2 separate regions of the Homo sapiens genome follow, and region 2 is linked to region 1. A link is a loop called in an ENCODE intact Hi-C map of the cell type or tissue named here. Cell type or tissue: psoas muscle. All regions are shown on one strand. Links, peaks and the distances in the headings refer to the core of each region. The heading gives the core; the rest is flanking DNA.

Region 1 (9,117 bases), core at 294-8,293:
AGAGTAAGCTGGGCTTGGAGAGTAGCAGCAAACCAAGAGTCTGCCTTTAGAGGCCACTGCTTTAGACCCTTTCCCCCGATGCATTGTTAAATTGGAAAGAAAGAGAAGCAGCCTGGCACAGTGGCCCACGCCTGTAATCCCAGCACTTTAAGAGGCCGAGGCAGAAGGATCATTTGAGTTTAGGAGTTTGAGACCAGCCTGGGCAACATCGGGAGACCTCATCTCTACTAAAAAAAAAAAAAAAGAAAAAAAATTAGCCAGGCATGGTGGTGAGCACCTGTAATTCCAGCTACTTGGGAGGCTGAGGTGGGAGGATTGCTTGAGCCTAGGAGATCGATGCTGCATTGAGCTGCCCTCCAGCCTGGGCAAGAAAGCAAGGTCGTCTCAGAAAAACAAAAACAACAACCAAAAAAAGGAACCATGTCACAGAGTGATATATACAGTTTAGTTTTATTTTGGATCTGTGTGTGTGTGCTCTCTCTGTATGATGAGCAAGGAGAAAGGTACAGGGGAATAAACATCAGTTAGCACTATTTGTCTTGGGGGTATGAGAGAAAATTTGTCTTTTACATTCTCGTATTGTTTCTTAACAAGTACATTTTGCTTTTGTAATCTCAAAAAAAATCCAAGAAATAATTTTTAGACCTAAATATTATAAACTCATCTTTAAAGAACACTTTATTTGGAAAGGCTGTGAGTAAATGTCTGAAACTGGTATTATGTTGTCTATTTTTTTGTACTGCTTTTAAGCCATACCATAGTTTTTGTTTGTCTGTTTTTTGAGACAGAGTCTCGCTCTGTTGCCCAGGCTGGAGTGCAGTGGCGCGATCTAGGCTCACTGCAAGCTCTGCCTCCCGGGTTTTCCGCCATTCTCCTGCCTCAGCCTCCCGAGTAGCTGGGACTACAGGCGTGCACCATCAACGTCCGGCTAATTTTTTGTATTTTTAGTAGAGACGGGGTTTCATCATGTTAGCCAGGATGGTCTCAATCTCCTGACCTCTTGATCCACCCGCCTTGTCCTCCCAAAGTGCTGGGATTACAGGTGTGAGCCACCGCGCCCGGCCAAGCCATACCATAGTTTTAAAATTGTTGGCTTGGCAAAGTGGCTCACACCTGTAAACCCAGCACTCTGGGAGGCCAAGGCTAGAGGATCACTTAATTAAGCCCAGGAGTTCAAGACCAGCCTGGGCCACATAGTGAGACCCCCCCCCCCACCCCGCCACAAAAAAATTAAAAAATGTAACCAGGTGCGGTGGTGCACACCTGTGGTCCCAGCTACTCAGGAGCTGAGGCAGGAGGATCACTTGAGCCACAGAGGTCAAGGAGTGAGCTGTGTTTACGCCACTGCACTTCAGCCTGGGAGACAGAGCAAGACCCTGTCTCAAAAAAAACAATTAAGTCTATATCATTGTATTTATATGATAACTTTTGCCTAGTTAAAATGGACAGAAACATAATTCAAATCCTGAACTGTTGAACCCTACTGTTGTTTGATTTTCAGCTGATTTCTTTCAGTAACTAATTGTACTACTACTACTTGCATAACTAAAAAGAGATGATTCTGTTGTTATTGGTGGTTTTTATTTGTATAGGTCCTAATCAAACAGGAAATTCAAAGGAAGAGTGGTTATGCCATTCAGGCTGATGAAGAGCAGTTGCGAGTTCAGCTGGATACGATTCAGGGTGAACTAAATGCACCTACTCAGTTCAAGGTAACCACTTCTAAGACCATAATTCTAAAATTTGTTTCAGGTGGATCTGCAGACAAAAAGTTATGTAATCTTCAAGCAGGAATTTTGTATACTTGTGTTTCTTATCTCCAATTAGAACTTCCTTTCTAAAGTAAACTCAGTCATGGTTCTTTTGGCTAGTATTAGTGTTTCGAATATAATGTACAGAGAGAGAAATAGAAATTTTTAATAGATGGTTTTGAAACCATCCTTTCAGAAGAAAACATTGTCTTTTACAAGTCTTCGTCGGCAGTTGTAATTTGACTCAGTCTTAACTTTTAGGGCCGACTAAATGAATTGATGTCTCAAATCAGGATGCAGAATCATTTTGGAGCAGTCAGATCTGAAGAAAGGTATTACATAGATGCAGATCTGTTACGAGAAATCAAGCAGGTAAGTGTTGCATGAGGCTGCATTATTTAAAGTGTGAGCTCACCACTTCACACCTATTAGGATGGCTATTATCCTAATAAGAAAAGTGTTAGTGAGAATGTGGAGAAATTGGAACTTTCTTGCACTGTTGGGGGAATGTAAAATGGTTCAGCCTCTATGGAAAACAGTGTAGTGTTTACTCAAAAAATTAAAGATAGAATTACGATATGATCTAGCAGGTCTACTTCTGGATATATACCCAAGTACGTTGGAAGCAGGGACTCAAAACATATTTGTACACCCATGTTCATAGCATCTTTATTCACAATAGTCAAAATGTGGAGATAACCCAAGAATCAATCAAAGAATAGAGAAACAAAATGTAGTATATAGACACACAATGGAATATTATTCAGCCTTGAAAAAAGAATGAAATTCTGACACATGCTACAATGCAATTTGACCTTGAAGAAGTTATGCTTCATGAAATAAGCCACTCATAAAAGGGAAATATTTATGATTTCACTTATGAAAAGTACCTAGTAGTCCAATTAATAGAGAGTAGAAAGGTGGTTGCCAGGGTGTGAGGGGAGGAGGGGATGGGAGGAACTTAACTGGTACAGAATTTCAACTTGAGAAGATGAAAAGTTCTAAACAAAGTGGATAGTGTTGATTATTGCACAACAGCATAAATGTACCTAATGCCACTGAACTGTATACTTAAAAATAGTTACAGGCAAAATTTTATGGTATGCCTGTTTTGCCACTGTTTAAAAAAGTGAATTATCCCTCTCCTCGCCAAAAAGATGAATTTAGAGGTAGTAGAGACACTAAAGTTTCCTAGACCTTGCTCCTTAAAGTGTAGGTAGTAGCCGCACCTGGAAGGTCATTAGAAATGCAAAATTTCAGTCCTTACTCCAGACGTACTCAATCTGCATTTTATCAAGATCATAGAATGATTTGTATGCACTTTAAAGTTTGAGAAGCAACTGCTCTAGATAATACCTTCCCTGCCTATATGTCGCATGTAAGTTATAAACATTTGGTTATTGATCTGTCCCCTAAGCTCTCAGGAGATCTGGATGGAGGTAGGTTGAGGTGGCCAGAACCTCCAACCACTTTTCTAGGGTTTTCACATTGTGTGAAAAAGTTGGGAAACACTGCTTTGGCTTATTTTCATTAGTATAAATGCAGATTGGTTTAATGAAAATGAACAGTTGTATCTAAAGAAAATATATGAAGATGATGAACTTTGTGGAACATACTAGGTAGCTAATGACTGTTGGCATGGCCCTGAGGATTTTAGATAAAGATTATAAATGTCATCAACAAATCCAATTTTATTATGTTAGAATGGATATGGCTGGTTTTATGCAACCAAAAACTACTTTGGCTTCCAGGTTCTTGGATATTACACACATAACCAATTATATTCCATTGTTTTAAGTATTTGCAATAAATTAACAGGTTCCAGTATATTGAAATAAATAGTTGTATTAAATAGAGTTGATATATGCAATAAAACTGGGAATAATTTAAACACCTGTCTTTTTTAAAATTATGAGCAGTGTATTGTTTTGGGATTGAATCATGGTTCACCATCTACTTTATGACCTTGGGCAGGTTATTTACCTGTAGTTTCTTTAACTGTCGAGATGATAATGGTACCCCAAAGGGGGCTCAAAAGGATTTTAAATGAGTTAAGTGAGTGAATACCAGTACTGTTAAAACAGCACCTTAACCCATGAGGAGGAGTCTTAAAAAAATGTTAGCATCTGTAGTCATCACCACCATTATCACTATGTACTTTGTACTTCAAAACATGAATATTCTCAGTTTTCAGAATGTTATTTTGCTAGTCATCTATATTTGAATACCTCCTTTGAGTTCTGTTTTATTATCATGCCTTTATCAAAAGTTGGTAAAAGGAATAGCTATCTAAAAAACATTTTTGTTGGAAGATATTGTTCATTATATATTTGTTTGATTTTATTGTTCTTTAGAGTTTGTCTTTCACTGTTAGCAAAAGATGTAGTACAAATGTTTAAATATGCATGCCCTCTATATTTAGAGCACTTACTAGGTACTGTGTTGCTAGTAAAATAGTCAAAGTGGAGTCTTTTTTCCTGTGACTAGCTTGCAGTTTTAAGAAATTAATACATTAATATGTTGTTTCTTAATTTGTTCTAGCATTTGAAACAACAACAGGAAGGCCTTAGCCATTTGATTAGCATCATTAAAGACGATCTAGAAGATATAAAGCTGGTCGAACATGGATTGAATGAAACCATCCACATCAGAGGTGGTGTCTTTAGTTGACAGTTCACAAACTTGTGTAAAGGTTTGTGAAATGCATCTTCTTACTGCATCAGACCTTCCTTAAGAATGAAACCGACCACATGGAGGGAAAAAGAAAACAATTCTTTCTTGGATTGGTTTTTTGAGAAGTTTACTGACAAATTACTGTTCATCAAATCTGAAATAGTCACCTCACAGCTCTTCAAAGAAAACCTTTGAAAGATTTATATCTAAAAGCTGTATTTACTTTAAAAGAAGTGCATAATTACCAAAATTGTATGTACTATTGTACATTTTTACAACAGCATTTTCTTAAACATAATCTGTGTTTAATGATTATTGTCCATTGAGCCTGTACTCTGCTTTCCATACCAAGTAAATATGAAATAATCTACTTTGCACATAACAGAACAAACTATAATTACTTGGCTGTTGGAGATTTGTACTTGAGTATAAATGTACACCAGTTTTTGTATTTGTGAACTCATCTGTGGGAGGAGTAAAGAAAATCCAAAAGCATTTAATGTTTTGTTTTTGTTCTATAAAGATATGAAAATGTATTTTTATATTATTTTACTTATTTGGAATTTACAGAGCACACCTAAGCAATTAGGATATAACAAAACTACTTAACCATTTTTGCAACCATTTTGTTTTTTAAGCCTTTTTATTTCTAAAAAGATGAAAACTTATAAATAAATTCTTAATTTGTAATTACTTTTATATAATTCTGTCTGGTGCTTTATTTGGCTTTTGAGGAATGACCATTTTTTGTCCACATAGGTACTAAATTCATAATCACAAGTCAGGAATTTTAGTCTTAAGTCTTATTTTTGCCTCCTAGGGATTTTTGTCAGTGCTGTTATATTTTGATTAGGGTATGGCAAGTAAAACTTACTTCAGATATCATCTAGTATTAAGAATTCCCTAATATGTCATTAGTATTCGAAATACTAGAAAATCTGAGTTAAACAGATTAAGTAGTGTTAAATAGTGGGTCTTTAACCAGTGGATCATTTTAAACAGTATTTCTGACTACACTATATTTGGGCTGCATCATGTTGGCCGCTTTTGAGATGCTTTAACTTTGCACTTCTCTGTGATGCTTTGGCTTGTATTGACAGGTGTTAGAAGAAACAGGCCCATGAATCTTGCTATTGTATTTACTATGGGGATGGTGAAGAGTGTGATGCACTGTATATCTATCTGGAGTCCATCCTCTGAGAATCCACTGAAGAGATTTCTCCTCAGTTGTATAGGTTACAGTTGTGTAGACTAGGATTTTTTGTGGGTTTTTTTTTTTTTTTTTTTTTTTGAGACAAGTCTCTCTGTCACCCAGGCTGGGGTACAGTGGCACAATCACGACTCACTGCAGCCTTGACCTCCTGGGTTTAAGCAGTCCTCCCACCTCAGACTCTTGAGTAGCTGGGACTACAGGCATGCACCACCACAACTGGCTATTATTTTTTATTTTGTGTAGAGATGGGGTCTTGTTATGTTGCCCAGGCTGGTCTTGAACTCCTAGACTCCAGCAATCCTCCTACCTTGGCCTGCCAAAGTGCTAGGATTACAGGCCTGAACCTCCATGCCTGGCCAAGACTAGGAACTTTAAAACTGATTGTTTCTTTCCAAATTGACTGCCAGAAGTATGCAGCTACTTTTGCCAAGTTTATGGTGTGTAAATTTGTTACACTACTCTACTACCCTCTCATCATTCTTTCCTACCCATTATATTGCAATACCAACAGTGTTGGGACAGGAATTTCTTGCCTTGTCCACATTTTCTCCGTGGCCCAGAAGATCTGCATGTCCATCATTCTTACCCATGTAGCCAAGTATAGGAGTTTTTGTCCCTCTGCACACCCCCTTATAGTAGGAAGAGTTGTTGGTCTAATTGATGAGAATTGTTACTCACTGAGCTATATAATCTAGTGGATGGATCACTCATCATGCATACCATGGTCGCTTCTCTAGCCTTTGATTTTTCATGTTCTAATATTGCTGGTTGCTAGTTCAACCAGATAAATATACCAGACAGGGCCTAAGGTCAGCCTTTTAAAAAGGCAGGCCCAGTCATCCTGTTGGGTTTCTGTCCCACTGGTGACTGCATATATAAGGCAGGCCTGTGGTCCTTGAGCATATAACTGGTGAGATAACTAGACTCAGTTATCGAAGCAAGTGTTATAGACTGAGTAGTTTGTGTTCTCAAAAAATTCATCTTGAAATCCTAACACTCAATATGGTGATTTTAGGAGGTATGGCTTTTGGGAGGTCATGATGAGGGTGGAGCCTTCATGAATGGGATTAGTGCTCTATCTCTCTTGTCCCTTCTGCCATGTGAGATGGTGAGGAAAGGACAAGGAAGAGGACACTCACCAGAAACTAAGTCTGCTGGCACCTTGATCTTGGACTTCCCAGCCTCTGGAACTGTGAGAAATAAATAAATGTTGCTTACAAGTTACCTAGTCTACAGTGGTCTGTTACAGCAACCCAAACAGACTAAGACAAAGAGATGAGTAGACTATCCTTAAAGTTCTAATTCAGATATTAAATTGATGTTAAACACTAACAGTATTGAGCATACTGGCAATTCTGAAATATCTAATCAAAATCTTTTATTGAATTTAATCAGAAGTATACAGTTTTCGGGATTTTTTTCCATTGTAAGAGTAGTATACAAGTGAAAAGTTCTGTGACATATATCTGGACCAACTTTCTGAATTTGCAAAATGAATAACAAATATACAATTCTCATTTTATCCAGTGACTTTGGCCAACACGTAAAAAATACATCATTCCTTTTGATCTCCTGTGGATCCCTATAGTTATTTCAAGTAAAGAATAAGAAAGATAAACAATGCATCAAACTACAGAGCAACAAAGAGATTTATAGCAGAAACACTGATTAAAATGATGACCATCCCAAACTGTGGAAGCAGCAGTTTGCCCGAGGATGCAGAAGGATGGCTTTTGGGACCTGGAACAGGAACTGGACCTGGAGCTGTTAACAAGAATACACAGTCACTGACACATCATTTTTTATGTCAAGTATCATCCACCTATAAAATATATCCTGAATATGTAAACAATGACACTAAAGTTGAAGTAGAAACTTACCTGAAATACTTCCAGCCAAAAGCAATTTTCAAATAAGTGTAATTCATTACAGATTTCAGGCTATATTTCCATATACAGTTGACCCTTAATACGGGTGTTGGGGTGCCAACCCCCACACAATGAAAACCTACATGTAACCTGATTCCCAAAAACTTAACTACTAATAGCCTACCATTAACTGGAAGCCTTACTGATAATAGAAATTGTTGATTAACATATTTTATATGTTATATGTATTATATACTGTATTCTGGTTGGGGCATGGTGGCTCACACCTGTAATTCCAGCATTTTAGGAGGCCAAGGCAGGAGGACCACTTGAGACCAGGAGTTTGAGCCTGGGCAACATAGCGAGACCCCATCTCTATTTTTAAAAAGATAAAAATAATTGATTAGCACATATTTTGTAAATGTATTATATACTGTATTTTGGCTGGGCGTGGTGGCTCACGCCTGTAATCCCAGCACTGTGGGAGGCGGAGGCAGGCACATCATGAGGTCAGGAGATCGAGACCATCCTGGCTAACACGGCAAAACCCCGTCTCTACTAAATATACAGAATTAGCCGGGCGTGGTGGCGGGCGCCTGTAGTCCCCGCTACTCAGGAGGCTGAGGCAGGAGAATGGTGTGAACCTGGGAGGCAGAGCTTGCAGTGAGCAGAGATTGCACCACTGCACTCCATCCTGGGTGATAGAGCAAGACTCCAGCTCAAATAAATAAATAAATAAACTGTATTTTTACAATAAAATAGAGAAAAAATATTAAAATCATAAGGAAGAGAAAACACATTTACAGTACTGTACTGTATTTACTAATACCCAAAGTTTACATCATCTGTTTATAAGATGAATTATCTGTCTGAAATGGCTGGCAACTGCAGCTGCAGACCTGAATCTATATATCAAGCAATTCAACTTTTTCTTGTAATGTCATGGCTTCTCTCTGCTTGTGAGACTTCCGGCCTCACTAGTGGCACTTCCTTTGAGTCCTATGGTGTTATTCAAGGTTTTTGGTATTGCACCAAACATGACAAAAAATACAGGAGAACTGTGAGAGATCACTTTTTGCTGTGATGTGCAATTTACTGGAGATGAACTCCTCAGAGATGTTTAGCAACACATGGTGTTTTAAGAGGATACTCGAAACATTTGAACTCACTGCAATAGCAACAGGAGGTGGCCATGAAATGATTACAATGATACAGTATGTATTATAGTTAATTTTATGCAGTTAAGTTTTAATACCGCATCTTTACATTTACGTTTCTTTTGATTTTGAATGGTGCCACATATGGTCTGTGTGCACAAATTTGGATAAATACTAACGTTTTACAATAGATTTGTGTATGTTTTATGGTAGTAAATGATAAAAATAGACTAGCATCTACATATATTTTATGCATTCATGACATACTTTCTTTTTATATATATATATATTTCTAGGTCATGCAGTTTGTCTGCAAGTTTCTTCAAATTGATGCAAATATCCAAAAAGATTTCCAATATATTTATTTAAAAAAAATCCATGTATAAGTGGACCCATGCAGTTCAAACCTGTGTTGTTCAAGGGTCGACTATATATCATCAAGATCTGCTACGCTA
Region 2 (9,117 bases), core at 302-8,301, 320 kb after region 1:
TATAGGCTAGGTGTGGTGGCTCATGCCTGTAATCTCAGCACTTTGGGAGGCCAAGGTGGGTGGATCACCTGAGGTCAGGAGTTTGAGACCAGCCTGGCCAACATGTCTCTACTAAAAATACAAAATTAGCCGGGTTGTGGTTGCGCACACCTGTAATCCTAGCTACTCAGGAGGCTGAGTGAGGCAGGAGAATTGCTTGAACCTGGGAGGCGGAAGTTGCAGTGAGCCGAGATCGCGCCACTACACTCCAGCCTGGGCGACAGAGCAAGACTTCATTTCAAAAAAAAAAAAAAGAAATTTCATATATATATTCCAACCCGGCATAAAACAAACCACACACACACAACTTAAACAAGCATCATAACAACTTTAACAGTTTAAAAAGTTGCAACACAGATAAGATAGTGGAGAATTCAAATATTTTGGGCATAGAACTACTTCTAATTGAGGAGAAAAACTAAAAAAGATATAAATACTTACATGTACGTTACTAAAACATAAAGGATACAAATGGAACATTGGCTGAATTGTGAAGAAAATGCGTTACTGCAATGGGACAATTGCTTAGCCAGGTACAAAGCAACATTAATAATCCAACTCTTGTTTGTATTTTGCTTCCCTGCAACAGATAAATTGGTAGAAATCTTTCCATTCATTTTATATTTTTCAAACTTAAAGTTGCCCTAAGATCCCTTCCATTTGCATGAAAAGAACTTTAACATCTTACAAGAGATGAGCCAGAAATCCAGTTTTAAAAAACTAAACAAGAGAATAAATTATTGTATGCACCACAGGCTGCACTTCCTAAAATGAACAGAGTGCAGAAATTAGAACTGATTCATGTTCAGAGGCATATACTGGGTTATTTAAAATATGATTAGTTTAAAAACCTTGTCTGCTAAGGAAAAAAATCAGTGTGGAGGCTTTAAAATAATCTATTAATCCCAAGACCCTTTACAATAAATTTGCCAAGCAAATTTATGATATTTCAGTCACAAGTTTAAAAACAAGTTCCTGATAAAAGGAAAATTCTACTTCCTTCAAAAAAAACCAAAAAACAAAAAAATCAAGAAAAATGCAAAAAATAATCCCCTGAATCATTTAGTCAAATTCCATGAGAGAATATATTCTCTAACAATAAATAAACCATACTACAAATTCAGTCATCACACACCAGATGAGAAATCACAAACATAATCAAGAGGAAGATTTAAATTAGCCAAGTGCCCCCAAACCATTAACAGCTGCCAAGTATAGTTAATAATGAAAATTAGCATATCCAGCAAAATTAGTTTTCAAAATTTTAATACAACACATTTACATCTCCTAGGTAGAATATTCTCTTAGTTCACAATATTGACAGTGCCCATATTTATATTCCTATAACCTGTATCTTTTTTTAAAAAAACAAAACAAAACTTGTTTGAAATAAAATAATGAAAATCAGAATAGTAATGCATCACTTTGGGGAAAGTCTCATAAAATGTCCGAAATATAATTCAAAGATCTAGACAAGGAATGAATTTAAAGTAATCATCACTGTGTTCCGAAAAATTTCTACCACCCAGACTATTCTAATTTCACAAACCTTGATGCCAATATCTTGACTCTTCTATAATCTATTTTTAGGTATATTTAATATTGAATTAAGTTCAAACAGGACCTCTTCAAATGATTTGCCAGGTAAGCACTGATACAAATTTAGTTTTTACATGATGCATTATTTTTACTGTTTCCTTGCCTCTACGTCATTACCATGCCCACAATATATCTTCAAGTCATCCATGTAAATTGGAAAGTTAAAAACCAGTCACTGCCAACTGACTATGTGCCACAGAAAACTTACAACTACTCGAGTTACAAATGCAAATGTTTTGTTCATCTACCTGGTTATATATAAGTTCATTATTACTTAGCATAACCATTTGCAGGTACCAAATATACCCACAATGTATATATAAGAACATCCTATCAAATCACTGGCTGATGTATGAGTAAAAAAAAACAGAGTAAGATTTAAATCAGAATCTTCTAAAAGCATGGCTTTTGGGGTCTAATTGAAGGATAAGAAGAGCAAAGTCAAATATAACCAGTTAAAAGACAGAATGAAACACTCCATTTATTACAGAGACAAAAAAAGATAAAGTACTCAGGAGTGAACCTAATCAAAATGGTATAAAATCTAAACAAGGAAAATTTTAAAACACTCCTAAAGAGCACAAAAGTGGACATAAACCAATAGAAAGCCACCATGTTCTTAGATAGGAGACTCAACATCACAAAGGTGTTAATTCTAAGTTAATTTATAAAATTAATGTGCCTGTAATCCCAGCACTTTGGGAGGCTGAGGTGCGTTGGATCACCTGAGGTCCAGAGTTCGAGACCAGCCTGACGAACATGGTGAAACACTGTCTCTACTAAAAATACAAAAATTAGCCAGGCGAGGTGGCGCGCGCCTGTAGTCCCAGCTACTCAGGAGGCTGAGGCAGGCGAATCACTTGAATCTGGGAGGTAGAGGTTGCAGTGAGCCGAGATCACAACACTGCGCTCCAGTCTGGGTGACAGAGTGAGACTCCATTTCAAAAAAAATAATAATTGTAAAATAAATTAAAAATAAATAAATGAATAAAATTAATGTGATTCAAATAAAAATTACTAAAAGGCTTTTTTTTTTTTTTTTGCTTCTGGAACAAAACAACATGATTCTGAAGATCATATGAAAAAAGTGAGATTAACTAGGGACACTGTAAAAAAAAAGAAAAAAGAGAGAATAATGGATCACGAACAAGCAGGAATCAAGAGACAGAATACAAAAATCCAGAAAAATGGGCCCATATACAAATGAGAATTTAATATATGAAAAAGTAGCATACAACTATCAGTGAGTTACAAATAGACTTAAAAGATTTTGGGACAACTGGAGAGCTATCTAGAAAAAGATCAGTGGATCTGTATCTCATACAGTTCGCTGAGAAAAACAGAACAAAGAATTAAATGAAAAAAAAAGAAACCAGAAAGTATAAGATAAACATTGAAGTATAATTCCTTATAAAGTCTTTTTTGGGGGGATTGGAGACCAGGTCTCGCTCTGTCTATCAGGCTGGAGTGCAGCAATCATAGCTCACTGCAGCCTTGAACTCCAAAGCTCAAGCGATGCCCCCACCTCAGCTTCCAAAGTGTTAACATATAGGTGTGAGCTACCATGCCTGGCCTAGTAAATTCCTTAAAATCTGAACATGGAAAGGCCTTTTCTAAGTATGACTTAAAATGCAGAAGCCATAAAAGATAAGTCTGAGAAAAAAAAAAATCCATAACAAAACACCAAGGTCAAAAGACAAATGACATACCAGAAAAAAAAAAAAAAATCTGTAACTCATATTAAAAACAAGGGTTAAGTATGTTAATATAAAATGGGCAGAGGATATAAATAAAAGGAAAAGTACACACCTCTTTTCAGAGCCCCTAGAGTGTGTGAACCATTGAGGAGATTTGAGAAAACAAATGGAGGCTAAAACTGTAATTTGAGAGCATTCTCGGGGGTAATTATAAACCACAGATTTTACACGATAAAAGAGAACTACAAACAAAATATTTGAAGCTGCGGGCTGGGCGCGGTGTCTCACACCTGTAATCCCAGCACTTTGGGAGGCCAGGTGGGTGGATCACCTGCGATCATCAGGAGTTCGAGACCAGCCTGGCCAACATGATGAAACCCTGTCTCTACTAAAAATACAAAAATTCGCTGGGTGTGGTGGTGCGCACCTGTAATCCCAGCTACTCAGGAGGCTGAGGCAGGAGAATCGCTTGAACCCAGAAGGCAGAGGTTGCGGTGAGCCAAGATCGTGCCATTGCACTCCAGTCTGGGCAACGGAGTGAGACTCCGTCTCAAAAAAAAAAAAGAGCATGATGGAACTTTCTGGGATTATGAAAACGTTCTACATCTAGTTTTGGGTGGTGGTTACAGAGATACACTCAAACACCAAAAATCATCACATGAAACACAGAAGGTCTGTGCATTTTATTGTATATAAATTAATACCTCAAAAAAAATTCCCTTTCAAATGACTGACATGTATACTTATAAAATACTTTCCCTAATATAAAATTCTGCAGGCTAAAGCTGCAAAATATGTATGTGTGTGTGTAAGTTAATGACACATGTTAAATCATGCTCATACACAAAGATACAATTCATAACAGGACCTCATTTATTACTACCCACATTATTCAACTGAAACCCATGCCCAAACATAGATATTAAGGTACACTCCTTTTCTGCCAAATACTCACACAAAACAAAACAAAACAAAACAAAACAAAACAAAAATAGCACTTTCCCCACACACAACAAAAACGAATCCTCAGTGGTAGCTGTAGCATATGGATTATATTCAGAATAATCCATAATATTTCATTTAAAATATTTCAAATTATAAAATTATACTTACTATTGCACATTTTAAATAATCTAGTATAAAAATCATCATCAGATTCTTTCATATGCTGATTAATTAAAGACAAAATTCTTAATCCTGAATTCTACTTCCTTTGAAATGGCTTCAGAGGAAATAAATAGGCAAGCTTGGAGAAAAAACACAAAAAACCGAAACCAAGGAAATCCAGAAAGTGCAAGCATCCCCAGAAGAAGCACAAGTATAGATTCAGATTCTCATTCCCACAGTGTTTAGTAACACCAATACAATATCCCATGGAGAAAAACTGGAGAGCCATTTACAATAGAAATAAATTGGCTGACACGCAAAAGTGTGAGTAGAATGTAACTTCAAACAAGCAGTTAAAAAAAAACCAATCAGCAAAACCCAAGACAGAGAAAAAGCTTTGCTATAAGAGGAAAATGCCTAAGCTTAATCAAGTGATACATACCCGTCTGTCGATCTTATCACCCTGCAAATTATACATTACAAATTATTCATACATATTACTACTTTAGAAAAGTCTAAATCTGGAAAAATCCCTCAAATACTTTTTCATAGTCTCTCTACAAACTCAAGCCAATAATTTGGGACAGGATGGTTCTAATGATACTTCTTTTATACAATAAAAAGTTAGAGGATACATTTAGAGGCTATATATTTTAGAAGATAAAGGATAATTTTATAGCACTGTGATTACTTAAGAGTGGGGAAGACACCACCATCTTTAGCACTTCTCATCAGGCATTCATTGTAATTTCAATGTTAAAGTGAAGTCTGTGGTGATGGTGATGAGAGAGATAATTACTGTTTGGCTTTAAAATAAAACTGTTGTTAACAGATAGCAACATGAGAATGCCAAGTAATAAGTAAAGACATAAAAATTTGGGATAGTTTTTTTAATCTCTAAGAGATAAGTGATAAAGACAAAATAAGCTTTCAATTAAAGTAAACCAATTTTAAACTTCAACTTCCTTTTCACTATAGTTACTTTTTAAGCTTTCATTTATAATTTCTATGGATGGAGCTAATGTTTCTTTAAAAGCTCAAAATAAGGAAAAATTCAACGAGTGTGGCAGGATTAAAACTAAAGAAGGACACAACCACATTATTATGGGGAGTGGGTAGGATAACTACTGCTAGAGCAGTGTACAGAACAATTTTAGATTTAGTCACATTTTTACTTTCCCTGAGTGACTCTAAACGTCAATGACTTTAGAGTTTTGCTAAAGCATGAACTTGAACTGTTCAATAGCAAGGCTGGTACATGTGGGGAAATCACATAACAAAAAGTGACATTCCTAAATGCCTAGCAACTACACTTCAATAAAGCTTTGTTGTTCTCATTAGGAGTCTAAGACATGCAAAAATTTTTTGTTATGTTTTCCTCCATCTTACTAGGTAAATTATATGCACCGGGGACTTAAGGATTGAAGAACTCACAAACTTCAAGGGGATATACTGTATAACTATATATACAAGGGACCACTGTTCCATTGTTTCTAGATGATCAATTGCTTTGGGAAGAGAAAGAGGGAAATACACAGCTATGAACTACTTTACTCCCTCCCATAAACTAACCTGAATTCAGTTACTGAGAAGAAAGAGAAAAATGACATGCAAGAACACTGTGGATAATTTAAAAACAAGACAAAACCCTCAAAATACCTTTCTGCCCAGAACATGTATTTTCATCATGATGCAGACCTTATAACTATTTAGCAAAACTATTCCTCTAAGAGTATTTATTGCTTTTTCTCCACAAAACTGTTTCTGATTATGATGAACTAATAAACAGAATAAGTCTTCTCTGTCCTTTTTCATCTGCATCTTCTAAAGACATCCTTAAATCCTGTATCACTGACATCAAAATGTATAGAACTTTTTCCCTTATGCAAAACTTTACCTGTGAAAGAATATTGGTGCACTGTTGAAGTAAAGAAACTGGAGGGTTGCCAATACTTGTAGCAAGTTGAACCCTGAGCAACTGTTCTTTCTGGGTGGCATTTTCTTGCAACGCATGGGCAAGGGCCACAGCAGCACACCAGTTTGAAAGTGAATCAGTAGAAAACAAACCTCCACATAATAACTGGCCAGCTGAAACTGAATTACCTGTTGCTACAAAGATGGCAGGCAGACAATAAAAATATATTAGATTTTGACGTAAACCAAATTTTAAATAAATTGTTTTCTGTACACATAAAATAGTGTGAAATACCATTAAATATAATCATTAAACATGTATTAATGAGTAGTATTAAATATACTTTCAAAATGATAAAAGTCTGCTTTTCAAAGCAAAATGAACAATGAGAGAAAGTTATCTTGGAAGAAAAGTAATAGAACAAAGAAATACAGGTGGAGGCTGGGCATGGTGGCTCACGCCTGTAATTCTCGCACTTTGGAAGGCTGAGGTGGGAGGATCCCTTGAGGCCAGGAGTTGGTGGTGCATGCCTGCAGTCCCAGCTACTCGGGAGGCTAAGGCCTGAGGATCACTTGAGCCCAGGAGTTTGAGGCTGCAGTGAGCTATGGACTGCGCCACTGCACTCCAACCTGGACAAGAGTGATACCTTATCTTCAAAAAAAAAAAAAAAAAAAAAAAGGAGAGAGAGAAAAGAAACATAGGTTGAGTATCCCTTATCCAAAATGCTTGGGACCAGAAGTATTTCAGAAAGAAAATGTGGTATATACACACAATGGAGTACTATTCAGCCATACAAAACAATGAGATCTAGTCATTTACAACAACACAGATGAACCTGGAGATCATTATATTAAGTGAAATAAGCCAGGTATGTAAAGACTAACATTTGTTCTCACTTACTTGTGAGAACAAATAAAAATCAGAACTAAATTATTTATCATCAATGGTAGAAGGTAAAATTTATTTGCCTTTATTTGTGGGATCTAAAAATTTGTGGGAATTCATGGACACAGAGATTAGAAAGGTGGTTATCAGAGGCAGGGCAGGGTAGTGGGAAGTTAGAGGGAAGATGGGGATAATGAGTACAAAAATATTGTTAGAAAGAATGAATAAGATATACCATTTGATTGCACAACAGGGTGACTATAATAAAAAATAAGTGTATATTTTATTTTTTGTTTTTTTTTGGAGACAGGGTCTCACTGTTTGCCCAGACTGGAGTGCAGTGGTGCAATTTCAGTTCACTGCAGCCTCGACCTCCCAGGCTCAGGTGATTCTCGCACCTCAGCCTCCCATGTAGCTAGGACTACCGGTGTGTGCCACCATGCCTGGCTAGTATTTTTTTTGAGATAGAGTCTCACTCTTGTTGCCCAGGCTGGAGTGCAATGGCGTGATCTCAGTTCACTGCAACCTCCGCCTCCCAAGTTCAAGCGATTCTCCTGCCTCAGTCTCCCCCATAGCTGGGATTACAGGCATGCATCACCATGCCCGGATAATTTTTGTATTTTTAATAGAGATGGGTTTTCACCATGTTCGCCAGGCTGGTCTTGAACTCCTACCTTCAGGTGATCCACCCGCCTTGGCCTCCCAAAGTGCTGGGATTACAGGAGTGAGCCACCAAGCCCAGCCTAAATTTTTGTATTTTTAGTAGAGATGGGGTTTCACTATGTTGCCCAAGCTGTTCTTGAACTCCTATACTCAAGCAATATACCTGCCTTGGCCTCCCAAAATGCTGGAATTGCAGGTGTAAGCCACCACGCCTGGCTTAAGTATACATTTCAAAATTACTTAATGAGTACAATTAGATTATTTGAAACACAAAGGCTAAATGTTTGAAGGAATGTTAAAAAAAAAAAAAAAAGAAGCATTTCAGATTTCAGATTTGGGATGCTCAACTTGTATTACAGTATTTTCGGCATTAAACTGATGATGGTAACATTCCAAAAAATTACCTTAATTAAAAACAACATTTCTAAAACAAACTTAAGGAAATGCCACATTTTGATCATTCTACTACATCAGGGTCTTATTTTCATTAATGATCAATAATTTTTTATGGTAATTTTTTACCAAATTTTTTTTTGGTAAATATAATTAAACAGACTTAAATTCTAACAAAAAACCTCAATGTATGTAATTAAAATGAGTTTTATTGATGTTTCCAATTACCTTTATGAAACTGCTCTTGAAGTTTAAAAGTTAACAAAGGTAAACATTTAAAAAATTTATCTTAGGTAAGATGAAATATTTAAAGACCCCATAAAAAGGGTAATGACTCTAACCTATACTAGAACAACAGACTGAAAGTTAAATGTGATTTAATGGTAAAATTCATCTTCTTTTTCTTAATTTTTATTTTTGAGGCACAGTCTCTCTCTGTTGCCCAGGCTGGAGTGCAGTGGCACAATCTCAGCTCACTGCAACCTCTGCCTCCAGGATTTGAGCGATTCTCCTGCCTCAGCCTCCTGAGTAGCTGGGATTAAAGGCACCTGCCACCACGCCCAGCTAATTTTTGTATTTTTAGTAGAGACGGGGTTTCACCATGTTGGCTAGGCTGGTCTCGAACTCCTGGTCTTAGGTTATCTGCCCGCCTTGGCCTCCCAAAATGTTGGGATTACGGGCGTGAGCCACCGCACCTGGCAAAATTCATCTTTAGAATGACAATTATAATTAACAGTAGATTCTGTTTACTGGCATCTATACATGCTAAGTTTTGGCGTGAGTACTTTATGTAATGTAATGCATGTAACTGCATTAATC

Evidence for each region. Hi-C counts contacts between places; a loop is a spot of excess contacts. Peaks named below come from ENCODE experiments on the same cell type or tissue, not always from the same donor. Only the 100,000 strongest peaks of a DNase experiment are listed, where the experiment ranks them.
Region 2: it touches region 1 in a loop (2.9-fold over the local background); 2 of 110 quality-filtered maps call a loop at or near these places.

The regions. Positions count from the first base shown.
Region 1 is chr4:76,110,670-76,119,786 of GRCh38, reverse strand. ART3 (ADP-ribosyltransferase 3 (inactive)) reads right to left here. Exons shown (of 12, transcript NM_001130016.3): 12 at 7,001-7,401. The coding sequence ends at 7,268. It overlaps NUP54 (nucleoporin 54), which reads left to right. Exons shown (of 12, transcript NM_017426.4): 10 at 1,593-1,712; 11 at 2,013-2,123; 12 at 4,293-5,123. The coding sequence ends at 4,421. Among named protein-coding and RNA genes, the nearest start is that of NUP54, 33 kb to the left of the region's middle. In psoas muscle, for the core only: no CTCF peak of the experiment used is centred there; no DNase peak of the experiment used is centred there.
Region 2 is chr4:75,791,124-75,800,240 of GRCh38, reverse strand. It overlaps USO1 (USO1 vesicle transport factor), which reads right to left. Exons shown (of 24, transcript NM_003715.4): 13 at 6,340-6,551; 14 at 509-619. Among named protein-coding and RNA genes, the nearest start is that of USO1, 71 kb to the right of the region's middle. In psoas muscle, for the core only: no CTCF peak of the experiment used is centred there; no DNase peak of the experiment used is centred there.